Regions from separate parts of the Homo sapiens genome. Here region 1 is linked to region 2. The links are chromatin loops, found by intact Hi-C in ENCODE. Cell type or tissue: heart left ventricle. All regions are shown on one strand. Region 1 overlaps TTC7B (tetratricopeptide repeat domain 7B). Region 2 overlaps TTC7B (tetratricopeptide repeat domain 7B).

The links. Hi-C counts contacts between places; a loop is a spot of excess contacts. Peaks named below come from ENCODE experiments on the same cell type or tissue, not always from the same donor. Only the 100,000 strongest peaks of a DNase experiment are listed, where the experiment ranks them.
Region 1: a loop joins it to region 2, with 4 times the contacts of the local background. A loop is called at or near these places in 3 of 110 quality-filtered maps.

What each region holds. Positions count from the first base shown.
Region 1 is chr14:90,803,563-90,808,562 of GRCh38, reverse strand. All of the region lies in intron 1 of TTC7B (tetratricopeptide repeat domain 7B), which reads left to right. Among named protein-coding and RNA genes, the nearest start is that of TTC7B, 10 kb to the left of the region's middle. In heart left ventricle, no CTCF peak of the experiment used is centred here; DNase peaks (open chromatin) are centred at 1,282, 2,252, 2,702, 4,602 and 1 weaker place; H3K27ac peaks cover 2,466 bases.
Region 2 is chr14:90,700,287-90,705,286 of GRCh38, reverse strand. The region is part of intron 5 of TTC7B (tetratricopeptide repeat domain 7B); the gene reads left to right. Among named protein-coding and RNA genes, the nearest start is that of TTC7B-AS2, 5.5 kb to the right of the region's middle. In heart left ventricle, no CTCF peak of the experiment used is centred here; no DNase peak of the experiment used is centred here.

The sequences.
Region 1 (5,000 bases), 100 kb before region 2:
CCCATGGGATTTGTCTGTCCCTGCTCATCAAGTGTGGCTAGTGGTGGCAGCACCAGAACCATGTAGAGCAGATCTGGTCTGGTCCTTTTAGAGGCCACCAGGCCTGGAGTCAGAATCTTCTGCATTTGCCCTCCAAGCCACCTTGTACACATCACATGATCATCTGAAACTGTAGCTGTCCTGACTTGATGAGTGTTAAAATAGTGCTAGCAGGGAAGAAGAATGAACTGCATTTCTTGGGTCTCTCTCTGTCTTTCTCTCTCTCTCTCTTCATTTTTTCTGTAGAGACGGGTTTCCCTATGTTGCCCACTCTGGTCTCGAACTCCTGGGCTCAAGTGATCTTCTTCCCTCGGCCTCCCAAAGTGCTGGGATTACAGGCGTGAGCCACTGTGCCCAGCCTCTTGCGTCTCTCTTGTGTGCCAGATTCTGGCTATGAACTTTTACACAGATCTCAGTTAATCATCACAACAAGCGAATGATGTCAGGGGTAATTCTCATTCAGGGCTTGAGTAGACTGAGGCTAGAGCCGTTAATTGAACTGGATTCTAGCCCACTTCCAACTAGTTTCACTGTTCTTCTATTACACTAATGTTTTTCTAAACTGATTGGATCAAAGAATCACTTCTAGACAGCTTGTTAGAATCCAGATTGCAAAGCCCCACTCCCAGAGATACTGATATAGTAGGTCTAGGGTGGAGCTGGGGTTCTGCATTCTTAAGCTCCCAGTGTTGCAGGTATGCAGCATGCTTTGAGCCAAATACTAAACTAAGTGTAGTTTATAGATTACCAGACATCTTGGCTGAGGGTGGTGATTCTCTCGGCCCAAGGTAGAAGCTGGAAATCTACATTTGTAAACAGCCTCAGTTAGTTTGAGTAGGCAAGTGTGGGAGCCTTTGCTCTGAACCACAATGGTTAGCATTTAATGTGCACCTACTATGTGTGGGCACAGCACCAGGTATCAGAGGGGCATCAGAAGAAATAGAGTGAGCAGGTCACCAGGCAGGGAAACTTACAGTTCAGGATTGTCGCTCAACCTCTGGGCAGCAGGGTCCCCTGGGGGCTAGTTAGCAACTCAGATGGGCAGGCTGGGCCTGAGCTTCTGCTTCAGGAGGTCTTAGTGGTTTAGGGACTCAGGAAGCAGGATCCCAGGGCCCCAAGTGATTATGGTGCCCGGAGTTCTAGGACCAGACTTTAGACGTGGTTGTCCGAGTGGGAGACAGAATGTGACCCTGTAGCCTGAGGACAGCAATGACAGCATTGCTTACAAGCACAGAGGGTGCAGCTGGGAGCCTGGAGAGGTCAGACTCAGTGGCAGTGAGTGGGTAAGCAGGGCCTGGCAGGGCACCAGGAGGAGGATCTTGGGCAGGGTGGTGGCGTGAGGGTGACCAACTCGTCCTGGTTGGCCTGAGACTTTTCTGGTTGTAGCATCCAAAGTCCTGAGTCCCAGAAGCTCCCTCAGTCCTGGGCAAGTGGAACGGTAGTCTTTCAGGTAGATAGAGGTATTTTAGCAAAGGGGAAAGGAACCCCGGGCAGGAGAAAGCAGTGGGCTTTGCCCTGTTAGACCTGGGTTCAGATCTCGGTTCTGTCACTTCCTGCTTGTCTGGCCTCAAGTGAGTGAGTGACTTAACTTCTCTGAGCCTCACTCTTTTTGTTTTTGAGATAGGGTGTCACTCTGTCGCTCAGGCTGGAGTGCAGTGGTGTGATCACGGCTCAGTGCAGCCTCAACCTCGCAGGCTCAAGCAATCCTCCCACCGCAGCCTCCCGAGTAGCTGGGATTACAGGCAAGCACCACTATGCCCAGCTGATTTTTGTATTTTTTGTAGAGATGAGGTTTCACCATGTTACCCAGGCTGGTCTCGAACTCCTGGGCTCAAGTGATCTGCCCACTTTGGCCTCCCAAAGTGCTGGGATTACAGGTTTGAGTCACTGTGCCTGGCCTAAGCCTCACCTTTATCTGCAAGGTTATTTTGTGGAGTAAATGAGACAGTGCAGTTTCCGGCACCAGCATTATTTGAAAGCAGCCTGACTGAGTCAGGAGTCTTGTGTGTGGAAGTAGGATGGAAAGGTTCAGATGCTCGGTTTCTTTGCAAAGGGTGCAGGGGGCAGGTGGGCTGATAACAGCAGCAGTGATAGTGGATGTAGCAAGCCCTGCAGCGGGGAGGTGGGGTTCTGGTTGTACTGATTGTGACTCAGGCCCAAAGCTGAAGCAGCGCGGTGTTGGCTGGGTCACAGAACGAGGCAGTGCAGAACACGGGCTTCAGCCCACGGCTGCCAGACTCCACAGTCCTCCTCCTCCAGCCGTTCATTCAGTGCTTTGGCGAGCCCAGCACAGAATGTGGGGGTGCTGTATGTGTAGCGGGGATGCAGACAGGAATGTGACCACTAGACTCTCAGCCCCGGGAGGGCGAGGCTTTTTGCTGGTTTTGTTCATTGCTGTATCCCAACCACCAGTAACAGTGTCTGGCATACAGTTGGTGCTCAATTAATTATTCAATGAAACGGAATTGTTGACTTTTTTTTGTGTTCGTGTCAAGTACTTCCAGGAACAGAGAAGAAACTCTTAAGTTTTTTCTTTCTCATCTGATCAAATCTTTGCATGTCAGCTGCTTATCCTGCATGGGAGGAACCAGGAGGAAGGGCAGTCCCTTCCAGAGGCAAAGGCCACAGCCCCACCTTCCCCGGGGGATCAAGGAGGCCAAGTGCCCCTGGGCATTGAGCTGTGCCCGCCGCAGGGCTCACAGGAGTGACTCTGATGAGCTGAGGCAGGGCACGGACCCCCTGCAGGGCGGCTAATTCCCCATATCTCTTTGATGAGAGTCTCACTAGTGGTCTCTATTCGGCTTCAGGCTTTATCTCTGTATACAAGTCGTTGGGAGCTGGTTATTGCAGCCTCACTTAAACCCCAAATAATGCCCGAGGGAAAAGCGAAGCCAGCTCTGGGTACCCTTGAATCCCTCCTTACCCCTGTTCCAACCTTGCAGATAGAGGTGAGGTTTAGGCCGGGCGCGGTGGCTCATGCCTGCAATCCCAGCAGTTTGGGAGGCCACGGTGGGTAGATCCCCTGAGGTGAGGATTTCGAGACCAGCCCGGCCAACATGGTGAAACTCTGTCTCTACTAAAAGTACAAAAAAATTAGCCGGGCATTGTGGTACACGCCTGTAATCGCAGCTACGCGGGAGGCTGAGGCAGGAGAACAGGAGAATTGCCTGAACCCGGGAGGTAGAGGTTGCAGTGAGCCGAGATCGCGCCACTGCACACTACCCTGGGTGACAGAACAAGACACCTTGGCCTCTGCCCTTGAGGAGTTTACTTAGATTCATTACTCATCGAGCTCTTACTGAACACCTACTGTGTGCCAGCCACTGGCCCGAGGCCCTGGACTGATGTCTGAGATGCACCTGTAACTCTTAGCAGACCTGGGCACGTGCTCAGGACTGGGAGTGGCTGTGGGCGTCCACCCGAGACCTGGTCCCACGCCGAAGACTGTTGGTGTCATCTCCAGGGTGGCTGTGTAGCCCTGCCTGCCTGGGGCTCCGGGTGAGTCCTGGCTTGCTGGCGGGGCTGACGGAATGCCCATGACCTTCCCTCCCTGTGGCTTTTGTGGACCTGCATGGTGGACACTTGCTGAGCAGCCTTCCCCAGAGAGGGGTTCAGGTCCCCTCCACCGCCCCTCTGTGGTCCTCATCTCTCCGCAAATGCAGATGGGCTCAGCCCTTTTGCTGTGAGGCCTGGTTCCCTTGAGGAACTACCCCCCTGGCCCTTGCAGGCCCGAAGCCTAACAGGAAGCAGTGTTTTCTCTGAAGTGAGCTAGCCCCAGCGAGTGTCCAGTCGACCAGGTGCCAAGCCCTGGGACCCGCAGTAAATGCTGCCTACCAGGCCAAGGGAGGTGACTCGCCACTGAGTCTCAGGCCCTGAGGCCTGGGGAGGTGGTCTCTGAGACCCTTTGCAGCTGGCTTGCAGCCTGTGGCATCCCTTCCTAGCCTCTGCTCCACCGCACTCACAACCGTGCTGAGCCTCCTTTCCGCCTGGAATCACACCTGGGAAACTCCTGCCACACTTGGAGAAGTCCCTCAGGCCCGGCCCAGATCTCATTTGCTCTGGACACTCCTCTCAGCGTCCTGGGGGCCTCTCCACACCACCAGGCCAGGACTCAGTGCCACTTGTCCACCCACAGACCTGCAGCCTCGAGGCTTCAGCTCTTTCTTTTCTTTTCTTTTCTTTTTTTTTTTTTGAGACGGAGTCTCGCTGTGTCACCCAGGCTGGAGTGCAGTGGTGATCTTGGCTCACTGCAAGCTCCGCCTCCCGGGTTCACGCCATTCTCCTGCCTCAGCCTCCCGAGTAGCTGGGACTACAGGCGCCCCCACCACGCCCGGCTAATTTTTTGTATTTTTAGTAGAGACGGGGTTTCACCGTGTTAGCCAGGATGGTCTCGATCTCCTGACCTCGTGATCTGCCTGCTTCGGCCTTCCAAAGTGCTGGGATTACAGGCGTGAGCCACAACGCCCGGCCACAGCTCTTTCTTTTGGCTCTCTGCGAGTGTGTTGAACTTGCCTGTGTGGAGCTGGCTTCCTGAGAGGCCATTTCCAAGCCCTCTGGGCCGGCCTGATAACATCCCCCTGCCTGGTAGAGTCACTTCCTGCCCTGCTGGGCTCCGGGGACAGGCCAAACCAGCTCTACGCTAGTGACTTTCAGGTTACCTTTTCTTGTATCAGGCTTCTCTAGGAATTGTGTGTGTGTGTGTGTGTGTGTGTGACCAGCGTACTCATCTCTTCTGCCAGTGTAGCGGAAGGATTGTCTTCTCTTCCCACACTTTACTCTCCCATCCTGTTCTTCTAGCCTCTGCGCTGTGTGTGTAGATGTGGGGGGAGGCTTGGCATGAAGCCTGGTCTCTGACTACCAAGATTTTCCCAGAATATTGTTTCTGCCAACTTCTTCTGGGCCCCTTCATCTTTGCCTTTTGCCATCTTTGCTTTTCAGTCAAGAGTTCCAACTAGCCAGGC
Region 2 (5,000 bases):
ACCAGTTAGTGGTATCTCAGAAGAAGATGATGGCTGACCTTTCCTGGGCAGTGACTGTGACCTTTCATCCTCACAACAGCTACATGAGTAGGTGTGCAGCTGGATCATACTCCATCCTAGTGGGAGGGACCCAGTCTCTGTCCTGAAGAAGCCCAGTCTCTTGTGGGGACTTTCTTGATGAGAGAGTGAAATAATTTTAATTACCATGTCAGTGGTTTGTTAGTAAATGGCAGCTCCTCTGGATGGCTTAGAGGGGCTTGAAATAGCTTATTCCCCTGAGCAAATTAAATATTCTCCTCACAGATCATGTTTGCTCTGCTGATGTGCTTAGCAAAGCTTTTTCTTTTCTGTAGATAGAGCCAAGGTAAACCTGAGCTTCGCGTCGGAGTGAGTGAGTGTGAACTCTGACTGGGAAAGCCAAATAAATGAGGTGCTGTGCGATGAAAGAACTGACTTCAGAGGGTTGACTTCTGGTCAGAGCGTCTTCTGTGTTGTCGCCATCTTATCAATGTTAGTCTTTTTCCCCGACACCATCTTTCTTCTGAGTCCTGTTTCTGCTGTGAAGCTCAGACGCCTCAGCATAAATTCTCTGCTACCCCTTTGTCACCCACTCCCAGTGGGATCCCATCCCGTTCTTTGCAGCCAGATGTGTCTAGGTTCAGAGACTTCAGCTGGCCTGTGCCGCTGGGAGCCTTCCCAGGCTGCTCTCCTGTCCCTGGGATGCCTTTGTTTTGCGTCATAGGAGGTAGTCACATTTTCCAGTTTGACTGCAGGCTTCTGCACGACAGGGATCATCTTCACCTTCCCTTAGCACTGGCATCAGATAGGGCCTGAGTTCAAATCCCAGCTCTTCTGCTGTGGGCTGTGTGATCATGGGCATGTTCCCTGTTATTTCTAAGCCTGTGTTTCCTCATGTATAAAGCTACAATTGAGAAGAAGAGTTTGGTGTAGTACATCGTAGAAACCGGTTCAGATTCTGCACTGTTTTCTATTAAACCAAAGGTTCACAATCACACCAGTGGCTGCTTTTGGCTTTTAGCCAGTAAATGTTTGTATGTGGAATGAAGGGCCGGATGGTGGGACGTAGCAGCTGGTTGGGGAAAGGCGGAGGATTCACGTGTTTTTGAGCATGGAGTCAGAAGCTTTCCAGGTGCCATCTCATTGCATATGGCAAGTAGGTGTTAGTCCTATTTTGCAGATGAGGAAGAGACAAGGTGAAGCCCGTTGGCCAGTCCTTCCCCATCTCAGTGCATGCCTGGCATCTGGTACTTGTTCCCCTTGCCATGTTCCCAGATGGCTCACATTCCATGCTCACTTCCAGTCCTTCTTCTCATGAGCCTCCTCAACCTTTGCCCTTTTTGTCTTCTCTCCCCAGCAGATTTGCCTTTCCCAGGCCCAAGCGGGTTATCTGGTCCCACTCCTGAGAATGTGTGACAATCCCATCGGCACTGTGCTGCCTCAAACTGAGCAGCACTGCTTTGTTTCCCCAAGAAAAATATCAGAGGCTTTTATTTACCAATTTAATGGCAAAGAGCCTCCCTTCCCTGTTGAGTTTCTATGTTATGGTTTTGAACTGGAGGCCTGTAGGCTTGCGACGCCTGTCGTCCCACAGTCTGTCTTCACCCACCTCTGCTACCTGCTTGGCTTCTGCAGCCATTTGGACTGCTGACCCCTGCACATGTAATGGTCTTTTTTTTTCCCTTTCTTTCAAATGATCCCCTTGGATTTTTTTCTCACTGTTCTAGCTTTGAAATGTGGTCGCCAGAGTTGTGTTGGAAATGCAGTTCTCCTGTCAATTGAATGGAAGTGAACGTTGCACTCTTATCCTCACACTCGAACTTCCAGCTCAAGTGCTTGTGGTGCGTTTGGAGGGACTTTCCTCCCCTTGACATCCTTTCTGCCTTTTTTTCCTCTCCATAGCCCAGTCGAGGGGATGGACAGGGTGGCCAGAAGTTCTTTTCCTATGTGACTTTGCCACTCAGAATTGATGAATGAAGTCATTTTGTTAGCAGGACATTTTTACCTTCCAGATTGTCTTTTTTCTGCACTTTTCTGGACTATTAAAAACGAATATTGTTGGCCTGTGCCCATCAGTGTTCTGTGCAGCTAATTGAGCCCCGTCTTATGAAGCAGGCTGACGGGGACCCCGCCCTCATGCTTGTCTTCCAGCTCTGGCCAGGTCTGGAGCAGACACTTCCCCAGTGGAAGTGGCGAGCTTTCCTCTCCAGCTTTGTGTTATGGGCTCATAAAGCTTTAGTGGTTCACTTTTGAGTTCAAATTTTTTAGTGTGATCTGGCCCTTCTTGATGAACTCAGAACAGTCTCCACACGCTCACTGTGCTAAGTGTGATGGAGCAGTCAGGATTCACACCTGCCAGACACGCGGTCATCTGTCCGTGCCCCACCCCAAAGCCGTGGCTGGAGACTGTTCCCCTGCCCCCGTCAGGGGCACCAGCACTCTTAGGAGATGTCACATCATTTCCCAGGAGGGTGACCACAAGGCCCCAGAGAAAGTTTTTTACTGTTCTTACCTGACATGGGTTGTCTTTTGTCATTGTGAGCCAGACCTGGGAATTACATAGGGAGTTCCTGGGACATGGTAGACTTTCAGTAAATAGCAAAGAGGATCAATGAATCAAACTGGGGAATATCTTTTTTCCTTCAAAATTAAATGACTTCAAAGAAGTAAAGCAGATTTTCATATGCTATAAATTGACTGGAAAACAGATTCCAGAATTCCAAAAGTTTTTTTTTTTTAAAACAATGATAGAGTTTTGAGGCTAACAGAAGTAATAATGGCAAATACTTAAAAAGCACTTCCTACATTTACTGACTAGTTTAATTCTTACAACAAATCAATGAGGTGGATACAGTTGTTACTGACTAGTTTAATTCTTACGACAGTGAGGTGGGTACAGTTACTCAATGAGGTGGGTACAGTTGTTACTGACTAGTTTAATTCTTACAACAGTGAGGTGGGTACAGTTACCCAATGAGGGCAATACAGTTGTTACTGACTAGTTTAATTCTTACAGCAGTGAGGTGGGTATGGTTAAATGAGGTGGGTACAGTTGTTATTTCCATTTTATAAGGAAACTGTGGCACAGGCACTTGCCCAAGGTCAACAATTAATAAATGGCAAAGCTTGGACTTGAACTCATGCTGTCCGGCTCCAGGGTCTGTAACCATGACTCTATTTTGTCTCTTTACATTCGGGTATATAGATAAACATATGGATTCCCGGGTGAAGGACAATCCTTATATGATAGATAAGTTCGGATTGGTTTGTTTTAAGTATTATTAGGTTGAGGAGTCCAAGTGTGTTTGGATACCATTAGGGTTAAACTGAACATCATTAAAATACAAGTTCATGAGGACTCACGTCTGCTGACTGGCTTACCATTGCGTTCACTGTGCCTCACTTCTTAGTGCATAGTAGGTATGAGTGTTCTCTCTCTCTCTTTCCATATATATATATATATATATATATACACACACACACACATATACATATATACACATATATACACACACACACAGATATATATGGAGAGAGAAATATATATTTGTGTGTGTGTATATATATATATATATATACGTTTCTTTTGGAATGAGTACTGATATTCTTTGACTCATTCCCAGAGGTTGAAAGGAAGGATGTGAGATGGGGCAAGGCTTTCTACACTTCCTGTTTCTCAGAGACTCGGAGCTTAGGGGAGTGGAGGGGACAGGTGAAGGGCAGGCGAGTTGCTCTTCTGGCTGGGCTGTCAGAGCAGTCTGGCCACTTTTCATTCTTAGGCCTTGTGCACGCCTGTTGGAAGGACTTGTTTATGTGTTCCTGTCCTGGCCCCTGAAGTATGAACTCCAAGAAGCCACTCTCTGTGACTTCTTTGACTTTATGTGTCTGGTGCCACTTACACTGCCTGGGCCGTAGTCCCTACTCCCTGTACTGTGTGCTGCCTGGCCGGCTGACCAAATGTATAATTGACTCTGCTTTTGTCACGAGGAAGCCTCAATTGCTGAGGTAGTCCAAAAAATGTTGTTAAGCCCAGTACAGCTCTCATAAGGTTTGAGGTGAGACATCCGGAAGCCTCGCCTGCTTGTTCTCATCTCGGCGTGGATGGCTGTCACACCCTCCGTCACTATATCCAGGCTGCAGCTGGCTTGCTCCATGGGTAAGAGAGAGCCCTTCGCTAACGAGGCCAAGGTTGTGGGTTTGATCCCTGGCCCCTGACTGCAGCAAGCCATCTGTCTTCACAAATGCGTGTCATTGGATATGAGGAGGAGAGTATGTACAGAGGGGGAAGCTGGACTCCATTCTGGGAAAAACAGCTCCCTGACAGCCGGCCACAGTGTCCTTTTGGACTGTGAAGGGTATCTGTTCTTCTCCCACTTTCCAGATCTGGGTATCTGGTTTTGATTTCAGCCTTTTTCAAGATAGATGATACTAAGGGTTACGTAAATTCTCAAGCCTGAGAACTAAAAGTGATGGACCTAGAAGATACATGGTATGTATCTGCTTTTCCGGAGTTGTAAGTGTTGACAATATCCAGAATGACATTGTCTTTGTCAACACTTACAACTCTGGAAAAGCAGATACATACCATAAGGGTATACGTATATGATGATGGGATGTATCTCATGGTATACCAAGTACCTGCTTTAGTTGTTCCCTTTGTAACTGAGATAACTCTTTTCAGCAAGGAGATGGGGAAAGGGGTCTGGGAATATAAGATGGTGCTCACTCTTTTCTTTCTTTTGGGGGTGCCCAGCTTGTTAAACGTCACTGGTACTGGCTGGCCCTGTAAGGCAGTTGAGACAAGGAGTGGTGGGTACACAGGGGGCCTTTGCCTTCACAATGATTGCAGTTTGGTTGGTGAACAGATATAAACTCAAATGAAAATCAGTATGGAAAGGTATAAAGTGCTATCTAGGCTGGCCTCAGCCCTGGGTCTTGACCCTGCAGACAGAGGAGCAAGTGTGAAGGCACAAGGGCAGGAA